Linked DNA regions of Homo sapiens: region 1 is linked to region 2. A link is a loop called in an ENCODE intact Hi-C map of the cell type or tissue named here. Cell type or tissue: mammary epithelial cell. All regions are shown on one strand. Region 1 overlaps ARHGAP26 (Rho GTPase activating protein 26). Region 2 overlaps NR3C1 (nuclear receptor subfamily 3 group C member 1).

Region 1 (4,000 bases), 330 kb before region 2:
ATAAACCATTTCCCTTCCCCCCATTTCTCCTCCCCCTGGTTTGGCACCCAGATTGTGTTTTAAACAAGTTTTAGGATTATGTTAACTCAGCTTTTATGCAAAGATGATCTATGTAAAATGCCTAAATATTTAGTTAATTTCAAGATCGAAAAGCCTCTGAGGTGGTATTGTAACCAGAGCTAAAGATAAATGCACCAATCATATGTTGAATATATTTAAGATTAGTATAAGCAGATTCTGGCCAGGCATAGTGGCTCATGCTTGTAATCCTGACACTTTGGGAGGCCAAGGCAGGGGGATTGCTTGAGTCTTGGAGTTTGAGACCAGCCTGGGCAACATAAGTAGACCCCGTCTTTACAAAATATAAAACAAATTAGCTGGTTGTGGTGGCATGTGCCTGTAGTGCTAGCTACTTGGGAGGCTGAAGCAGGAGATGGCTTGAGCCCAGGAGGTTGAGGCTACAGTGAACTGTGATCGCACCACTGCACTCCAGCCTGAGCTACAGAGCAAGACCCTGTCTTGAAAAACAAAACAGTATAAGTAGATTCCTTTTTCAGCAGCCTTCCTTAACTATTGTGACCTTGAGATACAGGTATGCTAATTAGCTGGGAAAAATGAGTGTCATTAGCAAATTCAACATAGGCCGGGTGCAGTGGCTCATACCTATAATCCCAGAGCTTTGGGAGGCCAGGGCCAGAGGATCACTTGAAGCCAGGAGTTTGAGACCAGCTTGGATGACACAGTGAGACGCTGTCTCTTAAAAAAAAAAAAAAAGAAAAAAAAAAAGAAAGGAAAATATATAGAGGAAAATGTGCATATTTGTTTTTAGTTGTTTTCTAATGTAATAAGGAATTATTAAACTTAGAGACTATCAGAGCTTGAGAAGACCTTAATAGTCATTTTGAGCACTTCTCTCATTTATAGAAAAAAGGCCCAGAGAAAGAAAATTCATTTTTGTGAGTCACACAAGTGGCTGGTAGCACAGTCTGAACCCAGAGCTGCTGGCCCTTAATTTTATGCTCCATTATGTCATGCTATTATGTGGACATTTGTACAGATGATAGAACAAAAGCACATTCATTTATTTTATCATTCTTTGTCAAACTTACTAGACACTCACTTCACCAAGTATATTAGTTTTCTGTCAGTGTAACCAGCCACCACAAAATGATTAGCTTAAAACAACCTCCATTTATGAGCTCATAGTTCTGAAGCTCAGAAATCTGGCATGCTGTGTGTGTGTCCTCTGCTCAGGCTAGAAATCAAGGTGTTGGTTAGCTGTGCTTTCACCTGGACTTGGGGCCCTTTTCCAAACACATGCCTGTGATTGGCAGATTGGGTTTCTTGTGGTTGTAGGACTTGAGTCCACAGATCCTTGCTGGCTGTCAGCCAGGACCCCCTCCCAGCCTCTGGAGGCAGCGCCATGTTCCTCCTCTTGAGGCTCCTCCATGTTCAAGCCAAGGCCAGCATGTTGAATCCACCCTATGCTTCACATCACTCTGACTTCTTTTGCTACCAGCCAGAGAAAACTTCCTGCTTTTAAAGAGCTCATGTGATTCAATTAAGCCCATCTGGATATCTCTGTATTTTAAGGTCTACTGACTTGGGACTTTAATTGTATCTGCAAAACCCCTTCACAGTAGTACCTAGATTAGTGTTTGATTGAATAACCACAGGAGGGAAACCTCAGGGGAGCTATTTTTAGAATTCTGCCAGCCACATCTGACAAGTCTGGTGGCCAAACTTTGGACAAACCCTACCATGTGTGACACTGTTGTGAACCTGGAAATAAAGGTGGGAAAAGGCAACTATATGGGATTGGTCTGTTTTTGTATTCCAAGGGCCCAGTAATAGAAATGGCCTCTAGGCAGCAATGACTATCACAAACCCCATGTGCTTGGTTGAATAGAAAAGACAGAGTCATGGCCTCATGGCCATAGCTGAAGCTGTCTCATCCAAGTAAGACAGCTAGGACAACCTGATACAGCAAGAAGTGTTTGCTGGTAGCAGCAGCAGAAGAAAGTATACTATAAAAGCACAGTGATCTGGGTTTACATACTTCTGTCCTTCCCCTGATGACAGAGCACCAAATAGTAATCATGAGCCTAAATTGACAAAAGAAGTTAAGTTCTATGTACTCAGTCTAAGAGCAGAAAATCTATAAGCAGTTCTCTCTCATCGATGGATTCACTTTCCATAGTTACCTATTAAATTAGCTGCAGTTCACTGCAGTCCCAAAATATTAAATGAAAAATTCCAGAAATAAACAATTCATAAGTTTTTAATTGCACATCATTCTGAGTAGCATGATGAAATCGCCCAGAGCGTGAATCATCCCTTTGTCCAGTGCTGTCTATCCATTAGTCACCTAGTAGCCATCTAGGTTATCAGATCAAACAGCAGATACAGGGTTTAGTACTATCTGAGGTTTCAGGCATCTACTGGCGTCTTGGGAGGTGTCTCTTGTTATGAGGGGAGACTACTGTAATGTGAAAGAAACTCCCATTGAAAAATGGTTTAAAGTTTAGTACCTAAAAAGGCTAAGCTTAATTTATTGAGAAAAGTAGTTCACTTTAGTGGAACCCCAGTGGCTTCTCATTACCTTGAATAAATCCCAGACCTCTGGTGTGATCAGAAAGGCAGCCCCACTGGCCATTTTTCTATGCCCAGCATGCCAAGCTATTTCCCACCTTGGGACTTTTGCTCATGCTGTTCTGCTGGTCTTCAGTGTTCTTCAGTTTTTCACTTGCCTCTTTCCATAGCTCACTCTTTCTTCTTCAGATCTCAACTTATAGGTCACCTTCTCAGAGAGGGCTTTCCTGATTACCTGATTTTATAAAATTACCACTTGCCTCTTCCCCACCTCTAGAAGCTTCTATCAAATCACCTGCTTATCTTCTGTACAGCCTACTATGTTTTCTTGTTTATAATTTTTCTTTCCTTTAGAGTGGCATTCCTTGAATTAGACCTTATCTAACCCACCTTTGTCTCTTCCATGTCTAGATCAGAGCCAGGCACACAGTAGAAAGCCATTGTTTGTTGGAGATTTAAAAAATGGATCCACGCTGGGCACGGTGGCTCATGCCTGTAATCTCAGCACTTTGGGAGGCTGAGGTGGGAGGATTGCTTGAGCCCAGGAGTTCCAGACTAGCCTGGGCAACGTGGTGAAACCCCATCTCTACAAAAAATACAAAAAACTAGCCGGGCATGGTGGTGTGCACCTGCAGTTCCAGCTACGTGGGAAGCTGAGGTGGGAGGATTGATCGAGGTTGGGAGGTGGAGGGTGCATTGAGTTGTGATGGGGCCACTGCACTCTAGCCTGAGTGACAAAACAAGACCCTGTCTCAAAAAAACAAAAGGGGGGTCCAGAGAGTTTAAATGTCCCATTGTCACTAAGGAAAATCATGGCATAATAGGGAGTAGCACTCAGTTTAAGGGAAATATCAGCCTGTCACCTGACCTATGGGTATTACTGGCTATGAATTTGGCAACTGGGATAAGAATGGCTTAATGACTAGCCCTTGTGCAGTTAATCATAGTAAGAGATAAAGTCTATCCTCCTGTGCCCTTGATGTTTTCAGCCATTCTCCCACAAGGAAATATGTTGAAAATATTCAACTTTTAGAATTCTTGTCTTTGTTAAATAAAATTAAATAAATGATCATCTTTTAATGTCCCATTTGAAGTGTTTTTTAGTTCTTCTCACTCTTCATATTTTTCCTGCTTGCAAATTCTCTTTTAAATTTGTTATTTTCATTTTCAGCATCTGTTAGACAAAAATGACGACAGATCCATTTCCTGGTAGAAATTACACATCTTTTGAATGGTGTTCCTAACCCTCAGCATTCCCAGGTTTGTTTAAAATATCACTGACCCTTTGAGATACTGCTGTGTTTGGTACTGAGACTGAGTTAATGAGAAACTTCAAAAGCAAAGCAGGAGAAATGCGAGTGGCGAAAAAATGGACGATGGAATTTTTTCCAAAATAAAACTCTACGCC
Region 2 (4,000 bases):
TGAAAAACTTTTAGCCAGACTGATTAAAAAAAAAAAAAAAAAGCAAGAATATATTAAATACCAATGTCGGGAATGAAAGGGAATAACACTAGAGATACTGGAGCCATTAGAAGGATATTATGGGAATATTATGAATAACTTAACTTTATACCAATAAATTCAACATTTGAAGGAAACAGTTAAATTCCTTCAAAGATGTAAACCAACAAAGCTCACTCAAGAATAAACATATTATCAGTAAACATTTGATGAACTTGTACTTGAAAACCTTTCTACAAAAAAGGCTCCAAACAAACCAAGACAGCTTCACTGCTGAGTTTTACCAAACGTTTAAGAAAGAAATAATACCATATTATCATAACACCAAAGCTATAGAATATATCCCTCATGGATTTAGATGCAAAAATACCAAAATTTTAGTACAATGAATTCAGCTATATGTAAAAAGGATACTATATCATAACCAAATAGGATTTATCCCCGGAATGAAAGGCTAGTCAATTACTCAGAAATTAAACAGTATATTATACCATTATACCATATTAGTGACTAAAAACGAAAAATATATGATCTTGAGGCACAAAAGCATATGATAAAAGTTTTTTTTGCTATTATGAATAATGCTGCTATGAACATGGGCAGTCATTAAATGCATGGCAAGTCACAAGGGTCAACTACATACTCTCTAGGATAGCGATAATAAAAAAACCATACCAAGCTCTGGCAAGGATGTAGACAAAGTTGTAGGATCTAGAACAACTAGACAGAAAATCAGCAAAGATACAGAAAACTTGAATTAGTCTATCAATCAACTTGACCTAACTGACGTTCATAAAACTCTACTTAACAAGAGCACAGTAAGTTTTTTTTCAAGCACTCATGGAACACTCAGGATAGACCATATGCAAGTGCCTAAAAAAGTCTCAGAAGACTTATTGGAGTCATTCAATATTAGAGTCCTTCAATGTACCTCCTACCTCAGTGGAATTAAATTAGAAATGAATAGGAAGAGATATGGAAAATCCCCAAATATATAAAAATTAAGCAATACACATGGGTCAATGAAAAAAATCATGAAGGACATTAGAAAATGAAATGAATGAAAATATACAAAAAATGTATAGCTTTAAACATCTATATAAGAAAATAAGGTCTTCAACTAACAATGGAAGCTTCTACCTTAAACTAGAAAAAGAGGAACAAATTAAATGAAAAGCAAGCAGAAAAGAAGAAATAATAATCAATGACATAGGAAACAAAAAGAGAAAATCAATGAAACTAAAAATTTCAATGAAACTAAAAATTGGTTCTTTGTAAAGACCAACAAAATTGATAAATTTTTAACTAGACTGACCATGAAAAAAAGATGATCAGGCACAAATTATGAAAATCTATAATGGAGGGGACACCTCTATGGATCCTACAAAACTTAAAGGATTACAAACAACTTTATGCCCAAGTTAGACAACTCAGACAAAATGGCTCATTTCATAGAAACACACAAATTACAAAACTATGTCAAGGAAAAATATAAATTCTGAATAGATCTATATAACAAATAAGCAAATAATTAAAAATCTTCCCTGAAAGAAAACACAGACCCAGATGGCTTCACTGGTAACATGTATCAAATATTTAAAGAATAAATAAGATCAATACTCTATAAACTCTTTAAGAAAACAGAAAATACTTCTCAACTCATTTTAAGAGGCTAGTACTACCCTGGTAGCAAAGCCAGAAAAAGATATCACAAGAAAAGAAAGTTGTAGATCAGCATCCTTCATAAAGAGAGATATAAAAATGATCAGCAAAATATTAGCAAACCAAATTCAAAATATATATGGAAAAGATTATATACCATGATCTAGTCAGAAAACTAGATCTTAAACCATTTCAAGCCATTTTCCTGATTTTGCAAATAAATTTGTATTAGAACACAAGCATTCACATACTGTATATAGCTGCTTTCCTGTTATAGCTGTAGAATTGAGAAATTGCAACAGGGACTATATGGCCTACAAAGACAAATATGTACTGTGAGTCTCTTTACAGAAGACTATTTGTGGAACTATACTCTGCTCAGTAGTATTTTAGTAGTATTTTTGGAAAGAGGATTTGATGGTCTCCCCACTCCTCCAAAGCTGGAATTCCTATTCTTTCTCAACAACTGGAATTTTTTTTTTTTTTTTTGGAGACGGAGCCTCACTCTGTTGCCCAGGCTGGAGTACAGTGGCACAATCTCGGCTTACTGCAACCTCTGCCTCCCAGATTCAAGCGATTCTCCTGCCTCAGCCTCCTGAGTAGCTGGGACTACAGGCATGTGCCACCACGCCTGGCTAATTTTTTTGTATTTTTAGTAGAGACAGGGTTTCACCATGTTGGTCAGGCTGGTCTCGAACTCCTGACTTGATGATCTGCCCACCTCGGCCTCCCAACGTGCTGGAATTACAGGCGTGAGCCATAGCGCCCGGCCAGAAATTGGAAATTTAAGATGTTAATTATTTTCAAATGGATCTATAGATTCAAGGCTATCCTAATAAAAATTCTATCAGACTGTGTTTTTGAGACAGAGTCTCACTCTGTTGCCCAGGCTAGAGTGCACTGGCATGATCATGGCTCACTGCAGCCTTGACCTCCCTCCTCAGCCTCCTGGGTAGCTGGGACTACAGGCACAAGCTACCATGCCTGGCTAATTTTTTCTATTTTGTGTAGTGACAGGGTTTCGACATTTTGCCCAGGCTGGTCTCAAACTCCTGGGCTTAAGCGATCTGCCTGCCTTGGCCTCTCAAAGTGGTGGAATTACAGGCATGAACTACCACACCCAGCCCCAAAAGACTTTTTGGTAGAGATTGTCAAGCTAATTAAAAAATACGTGGAAGACCAGGCACAGTGGCTCATGCCTGTAATCCCAGCACTTTGGGAGGCCGAGGTGGGTGGATCACCTGAGGTCAGGGTTTGAGACCAGCCTGGCCAACATGGCGAAACCCCGTCTCTACTAAAAATACAAAAATTAGCCAAGCATGATGGTGGGTGCCTGCAATCCCACTGCTGGGGAGGCTGAGGCTGCGATGAGCCAAGATCATGCCACTGCACTCCAGCCTGGGCAACAATAGTGAGACTCCATCTCAAAAAAAAAAAAAAAAAAGGAAGTGGAAATGCAAGGAAACTAGAATATCCAAAACAACAGTTTGGAAAAGAACAACAGATTTGGAGAATTCATATTACCAAATTTCAAGATTTACTGTAATGCAACAGTAATCAAGACAGGGTGTTATCAATATGAATATAGGCATACAGATCATTGGGTAAGAAATACAGATCGTTGGGTAAGAAAAAGAGTCTGAAAGTAGACCCACACATATACAAACAACTGATTTTCTACAAAATTGCCAAGTAACTCAATAGGGAAAAGAGAGTCAAGTTCTGGAGCAACCAGATATGGATTTTGGGGAAGAAAATGAACCTTGTCCCTTACCTTGCATCATATACTTAAGCATGTGAGCTGAAACTACAGAATTTCTATAAGAAAACAAATAGTAGAAAATCTTTTTAACCCTGGATTAAGCAAAACTTTCTTAGTAAACAAAGACACGAAGCTTTCTTCAAAATTATACACTTTTGCTCATCTCTACATTTTTTTAAGAAAACTGTAAATGTAATCCACTTAAAGAAAACATGCAAAACATATATTTAACAAAGGGCCACATTGAGAATATTTGAACAATTCTTAAAACCCAGTTAAAAAATGGGCAAAAGATTAAAAGAGGCACAATACCAAATAAGAAATATAGGTGGCCAATAAGCCCATGAAAAGATGCTTAATATTTTTAATCATCAGTATACCTACGATGAAAGAGGCTGACAGTACCAAGTACTGAGGAGGATATAGAATGGATCTTAAGAAGTCTCATACATTTCTGGTAAATGTTAACAATTGCGGAAAAGTTTGGCAATTTTAAAAATAAATTTAAACACACACTCAACCTATGTCCCAGTGATC

Evidence for each region. A loop is a pair of places that touch in the nucleus more often than their neighbours do. Peaks named below come from ENCODE experiments on the same cell type or tissue, not always from the same donor. Only the 100,000 strongest peaks of a DNase experiment are listed, where the experiment ranks them.
Region 1: a loop joins it to region 2, with 6 times the contacts of the local background. A loop is called at or near these places in 1 of 110 quality-filtered maps.

Annotation. Positions count from the first base shown.
Region 1 is chr5:142,958,146-142,962,145 of GRCh38, forward strand. All of the region lies in intron 11 of ARHGAP26 (Rho GTPase activating protein 26), which reads left to right. Among named protein-coding and RNA genes, the nearest start is that of ARHGAP26-AS1, 91 kb to the left of the region's middle. In mammary epithelial cell, no CTCF peak of the experiment used is centred here; a DNase peak (open chromatin) is centred at 2,366; H3K27ac peaks cover 1,359 bases.
Region 2 is chr5:143,285,946-143,289,945 of GRCh38, forward strand. The region is part of intron 7 of NR3C1 (nuclear receptor subfamily 3 group C member 1); the gene reads right to left. Among named protein-coding and RNA genes, the nearest start is that of ARHGAP26-IT1, 95 kb to the left of the region's middle. In mammary epithelial cell, no CTCF peak of the experiment used is centred here; no DNase peak of the experiment used is centred here.